Linked DNA regions of Mus musculus: region 2 is linked to region 1. The links are chromatin loops, found by intact Hi-C in ENCODE. Cell type or tissue: heart. All regions are shown on one strand. Links, peaks and the distances in the headings refer to the core of each region. The heading gives the core; the rest is flanking DNA. Region 1 overlaps Gigyf2 (GRB10 interacting GYF protein 2). Region 2 has its middle 18 kb from the start of Efhd1.

Region 1 (5,374 bases), core at 185-5,184:
TTTTAATTAATTTTTCTTTTTAAAATTTTATGTGCATTGGTGTTTTGTCTGCATTCATGTCTGTGTGAGAGTGTTAAATCCCCTCGAACTGGAGTTGTGGACAGCTGTGAGAGGCCATGAGGATGCTGGGAATTAAGCCCAGGTCCTCTGGAAGAGCAGCCAGCCTGTGCTTAAACTAATGAGCTATTGCTCCACCCTCACCTTGGCTCCTAGTTCTAACCTCTCCGTATGTAGGCTCCTAAAGTAAGTGTGGAAAACCATGTAACTAAATCAAATTGAAGTTTCTCCTTTAAAGCCTCTATTGTTCAATCCTAACAAGCCACTTCAAATGTTTGCTCCTCTTCAAGTGCTCCCTAACTGTTCTAAAGTTCAGTCTCTACACGCTTCTGTGTCGTCACCCCCTGCCTGTCCACTCTATGGACAGGACCTCTCAAAGATACCCAGTGACAGCCACCTGCCAGGTGCAACACCTTCCCCTTGCAGAGCTCCACGGCAGCTGATGTTCTCAAGCCAGAATTGCTCTCCTCCCTGCACTCTACTCTTCTAGGCTCTACTTTGGGCTCTCTCTGGTTTCTCCCCTAAACTAAAAATCACCCAAGGTTCTCTTTCTTTTCCTCATCCCTACCAATTGTATCGTTTTGTTATTATGCTCTTTATTTTGTTTTTGAGGCAGCCTTACTCCTTGGCCCATGTTGGCCTCTAACTCTCCATCCTCCTGCCTCCACTTCCCAATTGCTAGGGTTACAGGCCTGTGCTATCACAAAAGACAAAGCTCGTTGGATTTATTATCTCCATGGTCCTAAACTACACCCATTCAACTAGAGTCCCCTCACTTACGAGTTTTTTTTCTAGTCAACTCTCATTCTTCTTCATGGTTCACAGCCAATGTTCAAAACTGAATTTAATCATTCCTTCTCAAACGGACTCAACTGCCACTCGTTCTCAAGTACCTAATCTTCTGAACTACTTTGACTATCTCTACCTCTGTTCCACCCTGATGTACCTAAAGTCTGTCAATTTCTAACTAAAATCTCATCTGCCACTACCTCATTTTACATGGGCTTTGCCTGCCTCATTGTGTCTACTCAGAAGTTCAGCAGGTCACGTGTGTCATAAGATACCATACACAGCTATCAAATCTAAGTTCCAACATTTTCTACCAATCTGCTTAGCACACGTAGTACCTATGTTTTATAAGGGTTGAAGGTGGCCCGAGGGAACCCCAAGATGGCTTAGTGTTTTGTGGGTGCTAACTAAATAAACTTAACAGTCTAAGCTCAATTTCTGGAACCTACATGGTTGAATGAGAAAAGTGATCCTTGGAAGCTAGCTTCTAATTTCTACCTGTAGGTACATTACAACCTTTTCTCAATGGACCCAGCTGTATCTATACCTCTAAATTCTACTTCCTATTTCAAGGTTTTCCTGAAACATCCCAAGGGCCTACTAATAGTAAGTCTTATTTACAGCTGAACTAGGAGGGATTGTAGAGAAGCATAACACAAAAAACAGGGCACAAATCAAGGCCTACAACATTTTCAGGATGGTGAGTCCATCGTGGGGGAATAAAAGTGGCTCATGCTGAAACTGCAAAGGGGCCACTTGTGAGATCCCACCAAGAAGGCAGGCTGTGTTACCAAGGGCAGACTATTATGGTGACTGAGTCCAACAGTCCTTCAACATTGTATTATAATGCAATTTTAACTCTTTTCAAAAATAATCACATAAATATACAACAATGGTGCTCTTAAGGTGTATGAGCCATTCAAACAAATATAGTTAATACTAGAGAAGATCTGTAAAGCCTTGCTATCTAGCAAAGGTGATAAAGGGCTTCCAGACTGTCCCAAGTGCTCCTTCTATTCCCCTGGGACAGTGGCATTTTGGTGTGAGCTTAAATATATGATACTAGAAGAAGGAAGGCAACTTCTGCTATGGGCTTCCAAACAATGATCCTAAACAAACGTGTAAGTGCAGTCGAGACAGCTCTAGTGCCTTAGGAAGTAAAGCTCTTATTCTCACTCCTGCAGATTTTAACCCTTCTCTCATGAATTTTGATCTGGAGACATGGGGAAAACATTTGCTTGCATTTTCTGGTACTGGTACTTATTCTAATAATTCATTTCCTGGAAACAGTTCCATGGTGTTAAGTAAAAGCAGTCACATTAGTGACTACTGGTCTCAGAAAATCCCACGTTAGTGTCCACTCTCACAAACACATACCATCCCCTCTGCTGGGGACCTTGGCTGAGAGACTATTTTCTGACCGATTCTCTTCTTCAGCCTTTTCCACTTGTTCAGCTTTGGGTTCATCTTTCCTCTCAAACTGTGTGGCTTCTTGAGGCTGATGATCTGAAGGGGTACCTGGTCTAGCAGATGACAATGACGTCTGAGGTACTTCCTCACTAGCTTCTGGAACACAAAGTAATCATAAATGAATTCAGGAAGGTTTTTGTTTAAGGTTGTGCGGGAAGACAAAAATGGCTCTCACCAGCCCCTGCTCTGTCTGTTTTCTCCCCCTCTCTTCGGTTTGTCTTATCCGGTTCTTTGGCCTCTTCGTTATGGCTGCTGTCAGAGTCAGAGCGCTCCTCTCCCTCCTCCACAGGCCTAAAGTCCATTTCCTGCTCTTCAGGAATAGGTTCTTTCTGCACTTTCTGTAGCAAGGAAATAAAACCAAAGTTTATCAGCATATTTGGTTTTGGTGTGAGGTCAGGGCTATCACGGTATTTAAAACAGTCTTCTTACTTTTAGAGAGAGGAATGCCCCAGAAGAGTCAAACGTGCCCATTTCTTCCTCAGCATCCTCTAAGCACCACTCCGGCAAGCTATCCCTGTCGTCATCTATGCTCCCACTGCCAGAGCGCACCCTTCGGTAACCACGCTCATCATCTCGGTCTCGAAAATCAAACTCAAACCTCCGACGGCGTTCCATGTGTTCCCGCCAGCCTGTAGAACGAGGGCCATCTGAGTTGAGGAGGAAGACAGAAACCTTAGGAAAGGGTTATGACAGTATTGGGAAAAGAAAATTATAGGGGGAAAAAAAAAAAGATGGCTATGAGCTGTAATGGTCAATCTCCTGAAGAGAAACAGGGTGAACTGAGCTCAGAGCTCAGAGCACTCACAGTATTTACCTTCACAGTATCGTGGCATGTTACTAAGTTGAGCTTTACAAGATAAATTTGGAACAAAGCACACTGAAAGGATACTTGGAATAATTAGGCAATCAATGAGCATTGATTAATTGTGTGGTCTACTCGTACCCAAAGTGCACTCCCTGGCTGTTACTTATGCTTTCTCTTTGGTATTAAAGCAGTTCCTTTCTTACCACAAAAGCATCATTCTATAAAGTATATCAGTTCCCTGTGTTAACTAACATCAAACTTACTGTGCCTAATTACTAGTGCTGAGTTTTCACTTATAATTCTGATTATAAACAACAACAAAAAATTCATGAAATTACATGACAGATAGAGTATGATGTAAGAGGTTTGATGTGGCAAAGCAGAGTGTTCAGTCCTGCATCCTGTGCTGCTTGCCCACAGGAGTAAGTTTCCTCCCCTTCCACCTTCTTCCTCAGCTCTTACTTCTTCCTAACATCCCCAGGGGCATTCCTAAATCCACCCCAGCATACTATTTACCAAATCTACTTTCCCAACAGAAAAGGACTGCCCTGCTCATTTTTCAGAAGTACTCTTCTGAAAGGAAAAGGGAAGTTCTTGCTACATCTGCCCAACCCACATCTAAAAGAGTCATAAAAAGAAAAATGGTTTTTAACCTATGAGTTTTCTAGTTTTGACTCTTACTCTGTTAAAGGATACAAGAAAGAAATGAGGCCAAAGTGAAATGCTCTCATTCCTGAGGTCAAATTTGCTAAAACTATCAATCTTAAAAAAAAAAAAAATACTGTGGAAAACATTAAGGTGCCAAATACAGACAAAAACATAGGATGTTCAAAAAGACAACGCCTGATATGTAAAACATTTACTACCTGAGAACTCAGAATTTTACATACACATTGTTTAAATGTAAGCCTAGAGCCATCAAAAGAAGTCTTGATGATCAAATGTTGGATCCCACTGCTATCGTTTCTAAGCAGTCTAAGTATGCACACAGATAGGAATCTATCCTTCTAGGCACTCAGCTCCTGTTTCCCTCTTACTGAGTTTCCTAAGTTCATCTCCCAGAGTGGAGGCTTCCCTGTTCTCTGAGCCCTATCTCTAGCTATATCCAGCTGTGAGCCCTGCTTTAGTAAAACTACATCTCGGAAGCCGTTTTACCAAGAGTTAGCAAAATCTTGCTCAGGAAACTAAATGTAGCAAGTGAGGCAGACGACTCATCACGGGTAACCTCAGCTTTATGGGCTTTTTGATCTAGAATAAAGTGAGGGTATCTCATTGGATAAATCAGTCTAAAATATTGTATTTAAAATTTTTATTCCAATTCGAATAAAAGATTTACTATAACCTAAAAGGTAGATGTTAGCCTATCACACCTAAGTGATTAGACAAAACACGCCAGACTTAAAAGCAAAATGTATTCTTTAAAACAAACAAAAAACAGCACAAATCTTTGGTTTTTTGTTTGTTTGTTTGTTTCCTCTAGATCGATTTTATCTTTATCCCCTAAAGCATCTTTTAAAAATACATGGACGGGGGAGCAGGAATGGATTGTGAAGCTGACAGCAAAACTAATATGAAAGACAAAACTGAAGGAGAAAGATTTAGGAAAGATGAGGAAAACACTATGTGAAATTCTAAGCTGTTGGGAGTACAACAGCAGAAAATGGCACTAAAAGCTGACCTAACTCCCTTCAACAGAATCAACATCACACACATGGGCCCAGAAGCACCAGTCACCTTCCAAAACATTCACCTTGTTTGTTTTTGACTAGCTGGAATTTCTCTTCTCCTTCAGCCCAGATTCTGTCCATTCTTCACTGAATGCTTGTTGGGAACATAAGTCTACAACACTTCTCCCTACAGACAAACTCAGCACAAGATGCTGCAATGCCTTGAAGAGAATTATGACGTGTAGTTGCCTAGATACAGACTAAGGATAACTGCCTAGATCCTATGATATAAACAATGCCCACTCATGACAAAAAAATCTGCCTCCTAAGATGCATCTCTGAAGAACTGGTATAATCATCAGGTTTTTGGTTAATTGCATAATGCCTCTATCTACATACCTCTTGATAACAAACTAAAAGCTTGCTACTGTATGTTGACTAGGTTAGAGGTTTGACTAACAACTTGACTCTTAAAAGAGGAAAATACTTACATTGATTTATAGTACTCACTACCACCTACTACCAAGGTAAGCTTCTCTGGCATATAGCTAATATTATGCTTCATAGGGCAGACACACTTTTCTGT
Region 2 (5,374 bases), core at 321-5,320, 160 kb after region 1:
GTGTGTGAGCTGCCCTGTGGATGCTGGAAACCAAATCTAGATCCTGTGTAAGAGCAGCAAACCCCATCTTTCCAGCCTCCATACTGTTCTTCCCTGAGGCCCCAGGACACCCAGCAGGCAGGAACAGGTTGTTGGATGGTACCATTCAGGCTCTCTCAATTTCCTCTGCCTGCTGAGCACCCAGAGCCTCTCTGTGAGCTGGGGCTGAATGGGGCTTAACAGCAGGACCCTGCAAAGCTGGTGACTTCTCAGGAACCTGTTCCCTGGCCCTTGGTGGTCTCTGGTGGCACCTACAGACTTTTTATAATGAGTCTATATGGGAAAAAATTAATTGGAAAACAAAAACCACACAGGAGTATATATAAAAAGACAATTATATTTAGACACAAAAACCACTGCATAGTGGTGCAACCTTGTCTGTAACTCTTTAAACTTCCAGTCCTGGAAGGAAGGGAAGAAGAAAAAGACATGTATCCCTGGCTGTCCTGGAACTCACTCACTATGTAGACCAGGCTGGTCTCGAACTCAGAGATCTGCCTGCCTCTGCCTCCCAAGTGCTGGGATTAAAGGCATGGGCCACCACGGCCTGGCCCTTGTTATTTTTTGATGTCCCACATTTGAGATTCAGAACTAAACCCTTAGCACTCCGACCTCTCCCCTCGGGGAGTGGATGGCTCTCTGCTCAGCCCCACTTCATCCATCTCTGGAGTTCTCACTCTGTGTGAGGGTTAAGAGAGGCACTCAGTGTTCTGGGCCCTAGTATCTCATCAACCGACAGTTGAGTGGATGACGTGCGTGCCATTGCAATGACCACGCTGTATCAGTCATGTGCCCTCAGTTCTGCATGAAGTCTTTCTTTTGAGAGGCAGACCCATGACCCACCTGCAGGGGCATCTATAGGTGTTGCTGGGCCCACCGAGTTGTGTTTCTGCTGAAGAACTGCAGGAAGACACCTGATGGTGAACATTTGCTTTCTGCTATGTCCAGCCCTCGCAGGAAATGACTGCTAGCCTTGGGCCCATGCCCACAGGTGCGAGCGCTTCCGTCTTGGGAATGACAACACACATCAACGGAGATGCATGGCCCAGCAGTGAGGGAAGGTCAGTAGTGGAAAGTGGAAGGAGAAAGAAGCCCAAGACTTGCTCCCTCTCCCTCCCTGAGGGTCACATTAGTCCCTCCTCCTGGGGAAAACTCACAGAGGACCTTAGTTAATTCACCTTGGATCCCTGATCGCTATCACACACAATGCCTGGCACACTCAGGCACTGAAAAGAAATCCAACAAAGGAGAAAAGTCAAAAAGGTTGAAGTCAAAATTTATGCTGGGTGGGCCTATAATCCCAGCACTAGGGGGACAGAGGCAAGGGTTCTGGGGTTGAGGCCAGCCAGCATCACCCTGTCCCAAAATGTGTATTTTACTTACTCTCCGCTCCGTTTATCATGTGTGCTTACAGAGGCTGATGGTTTAGCTTAGTGGTAGAACAGATTTTTAGCCTTGGGTTCAATGTCAAATAACTTGTTGCCTAAACGGACTCTTGAGACTTAAAAATAAATTGGGGGTGGGGGCTGGAGAGACGGCCGGTGGGTTAGGTGTATTCTTCCAGCACCCACATCGGGCTGCTCACAACCATAACCTCAGCTCTGGGGAATTCGACGCTCTCTTCGGGCTTTCTCAGGGACCTGGACACATAGAACATATATGCACAGGGACACACAAGCAAAATTAAATCTTTAAAAAATAAATCATCTCTAACTGGGTGGTGGTGGTACACGCCTTTAATCTTAGCATTTGGGAGGCAAAGGCAGGCTGATATCTCTGAGTTCAAGGCCAGCCTCGTCTACAGATCTAGTTCCAGGGCAGCGAGGTTTCCACAGGGAAACTATGTCTTGAAAAACCTTCATGGTCGTTGTTGTGGTCATCATCATCTCTAATATTTAATGGCACAGATTCAGTCATATCCATGTCCTAAGGGTCCGACCAATGTTCAGTCCTATCCATTTGCTAGTATCGCGATAATGAGATGTTTGAATGCGTCACTGCACTTCCTGCTTTTTTTGGGGGGAGGGGGTTCAAGACAGGGTTTCTCTGTTTAGTCCTGGCTATCCTGGAACTCACTTTGTAGACCGGGCTGGCCTCGAACTCAGAAATCCTCCTGCCTCTGCCTCCCGAGTGCTGGGACTAAAGGCATGCGCTACCATGCCCAGCCTCCTGCTTTTCTTCTTGAAGTTCCCTCCAATCACTTTCCTTTTCTATAATCTGCAAAGGAGGTTTTTTCCTCTCTTTTACCCAGGTAATTGCAAAATTACTCTACTGTTTCCTTTCATGTAAATAAGCAAACAAAACAAAACTCGGGGTGCTGGGGTGTCATTTGTAATAAAGCATTTGCCTGGCATGACTGAACCTCTGGGTTTGCCTCCCAGCGCCTCAAAAGAACATTGAACTAATGTTATTTTTTAATTAGCAAAGCCAAAAATACCTTCCAAAGTGGTGGCATAGGGGAGAGGGAGAGGGAGAGGGAGAGGGAGAGGGAGGGGGAGGGGGAGGGGGAGGGGGAGGGGGAGGGGGAGGAGGAGGGGGAGAGGGAAGAGGGAAGAGGGAAGAGGGAGAGGGAGAGGGAGGAGAGGGAAGAGGGAGAGGGAGGGAGGAGAGGGAAGAGGGAGAGGGAGGGAGGAGAGGGAAGAGGGAGAGGGAGGGAGGAGAGGGAAGAGGGAGAGGGAAAGAAAGAGGAGGAGGAGGAGGAGGAGGATCAAGGGGAAGAGGAGAGAAGATTGTGATAGGTCCTGCTTCTGTGAGAATGGAGAGAGCTGGAGTTCCCCTGCTTTAAGGAAAGGGGTCGGCATGGATGCCCAGGGCCATACCCTGCCCTTCATTTCTCCAGGAGACCCGGCTTGGGACGCAGAGGATTAAGGTGAGGAAGCCACCTTTTTCCTTGGACAGGTAAGATCCATGTCACTATGCTCGTCGGGAGGGTCGCAGGCTATCTAGATTTCGTGTTTCATTCTCTCTAGGAGACTGACCTGCACAGACAGAGCAAACCCACTACCCTGCGGGAACTGGGGTCCTGGAGTGCCCCCTAGTGGAAGCAGCTGGGCATAACCGTGCACCCAGTGGAGACAGGACCAAAACCAACCTGGACAGCAGTATTGACCAAGGGCTTTAAAGAGCACAGGCTGCACTTTGCATTTTGTGCCCCGGGAACGACTCACATTGAAGACGATGTCTTCTGCGCCACAGTTCCTGACCTGACGAAAGACTGCGGAGAGCAGCTGCTGAATGATTTGTTCCCGCAGCTAATGAGCTTCCGGCTGGCGTACTGTATGCTTCCTTCACCTAAGACTGAACCAGGTGCTACTTCCTCTCGGAGATTCAAGAGCACACCAGGCCCCAGTTTATATTCTCTAAGAGAGACGATTTTAAGGACTCACACAAATTCAGCATGCACTGCAATAAATGGCAAGGAGGGGCTGGTGAGATGGCTCAGTGGGTAAGAGCACCCGACTGCTCTTCCGAAGGTCTGGAGTTCAAATCCCAGCAACCTTACATGGTGGCTCACAACCATCTGTAACAAGATCTGACGCCCTCTTCTGGAGTGTCTGAAGACAGCTACAGTGTACTGACATATAATAAATAAATAAATCTAAAAAAATAAATAAATAAATAAATAAATAAATAAATAAATGGCAAGGAAGGAAAAACAAAACAAAACAAAAAACAAGGCAGCAAGAACGTTTCACAGGAGGCCAGGGAGGACTTTCTGGAGGTGACACTGGAAATGGCAAAGGGGCCTGGTGTGGTAAGATAAGGTCACTTTGCAGGGCTGATCTACTCTTGGGGGCCACTGGCCACAGCTCACTGCTAGGTGGGAACAGGAAGGGGGCAACAGCAAGGAGACAAAAAGAGGGATTTTAGTTCCAATCTTCACTAGGGAATGTTAGTTGGAAACTCATTTAAAATGGAAATTTGGAGTCTTTGCCCTTGTTGAGCCTATTTATAGTGTCTGTTCTTCAGACTAAGGCATTCTCTGCTTCCTCCTCCTATGTCAAGGAATTTTTATTGGGTACCAAACACTGTGAAATTTATGGTTTTGGCAGGTGGACTATGCCATGTGCCTTTAAAGAGCATCGGAGCTTTTATGGCAAGCTGAACTCTCAATTGGAAACTTCTCTAGTCTTTTGAAGACTTGTATTCAAGCCTTGAAGAACAGGCCAGGCAAGGCCTTCTCTTCTTGGCTAACGTCACCTCACTTTCAAGGTGTGGCACCAGGAACTGGCCCCCATCTCTGCAGTTAAATCAAGACTGACTCTGGCCACTGGGAACTCGAGCACTTCTCCACTCCTGTGAACACTACAGTTGGTCTTCCCTTGCTCGTGACCCTTGTTGCCAAGGTCTTCTCTCCTCCCAGGAGCTGGGATGTTGAAGCAGGAGGATCACCGAGCGTTCAAGGACAGCCTTGTCTACATAGTGTTCCAGGACATCCAGGGTTACAAAGAGACCCTGTCAATTAATGCTGATGATAATAAAAGTGGGAGTAACTAAAGAAGACACACAGCATGGGCCTCTGGCTTCTACATGTGTGGTCAGGGGTGCACACCTATGAATGTTTGCTTTATGGGAGAGTTTATTATGCAGCTCTGGCTGTCTTGGATGTGATACGGAGAACTGGCTGGCCTCAAACTCACAAGATCCACCTGCCTCTGCCTTCTGGGTGCTAGGATTAAATCTATGCACTATTGAACTCAACCTACAAATAAATATTTTTTAAAAGTGCAAGACAAAACCACAGAAAGCAGGCCCTCAGAATGGTCCCACTGTCACCACTGTCTAGCAGGTGTACAACACTGTCTAGACCTTAGTGTAGGCTTTAAACACTCTTGGAACAGCTACTCTCAGCTCAAGAAACAAGCACAGTGAAGCAAGGGGGCATTTTTGTGGCATACACCTTAAGGGCTTCTTTCCATCTGTGGCCGCAGGACTCGGGATCTGTGTCACCGAGTATCTGACCCTTTGATGGCTCGGTCTTTGTTCACACAGAAAGGATTCATACTGGAGCCATGACAACGATTAGAAAAGCTAGCATGGTCCCTGGATGACTTCACTACCATCTGGTCATAGCGACGGTTAAAAGTTGTCAGGGACTCACCCGGGAGACAGGCCTTCGGGCACATCTGTGAAGAATTTCCTTGACTAGGCTAACATGAAACAGTATTTTAAAAAAACTGATTTAAAACATTTTAAAGATTTGTGATGCATGTTCTGTCTGTCTGTCTACCAAGTGCATGCCTGGTACCCTAGGAGACAGAGGAGGCCAATAAATTGCCTGGAACTGGAGTTATAGATGGCTGTGATCCACCATATAGGTGCTGGGAACCAAATC

The links. Hi-C counts contacts between places; a loop is a spot of excess contacts. Peaks named below come from ENCODE experiments on the same cell type or tissue, not always from the same donor. Only the 100,000 strongest peaks of a DNase experiment are listed, where the experiment ranks them.
Region 2: it touches region 1 in a loop (2.6-fold over the local background); 11 of 42 quality-filtered maps call a loop at or near these places.

Annotation. Positions count from the first base shown.
Region 1 is chr1:87,404,573-87,409,946 of GRCm38, reverse strand. Gigyf2 (GRB10 interacting GYF protein 2) reads right to left here. Exons shown (of 29, transcript NM_146112.4): 10 at 2,746-2,963; 11 at 2,492-2,654; 12 at 2,224-2,412. Among named protein-coding and RNA genes, the nearest start is that of Kcnj13, 13 kb to the right of the region's middle. In heart, for the core only: no CTCF peak of the experiment used is centred there; no DNase peak of the experiment used is centred there.
Region 2 is chr1:87,244,070-87,249,443 of GRCm38, reverse strand. No RefSeq gene overlaps it. Among named protein-coding and RNA genes, the nearest start is that of Efhd1, 18 kb to the left of the region's middle. In heart, for the core only: a CTCF peak has its summit at 3,077 (motif pointing left); a DNase peak (open chromatin) is centred at 3,083; H3K4me3 peaks cover 626 bases.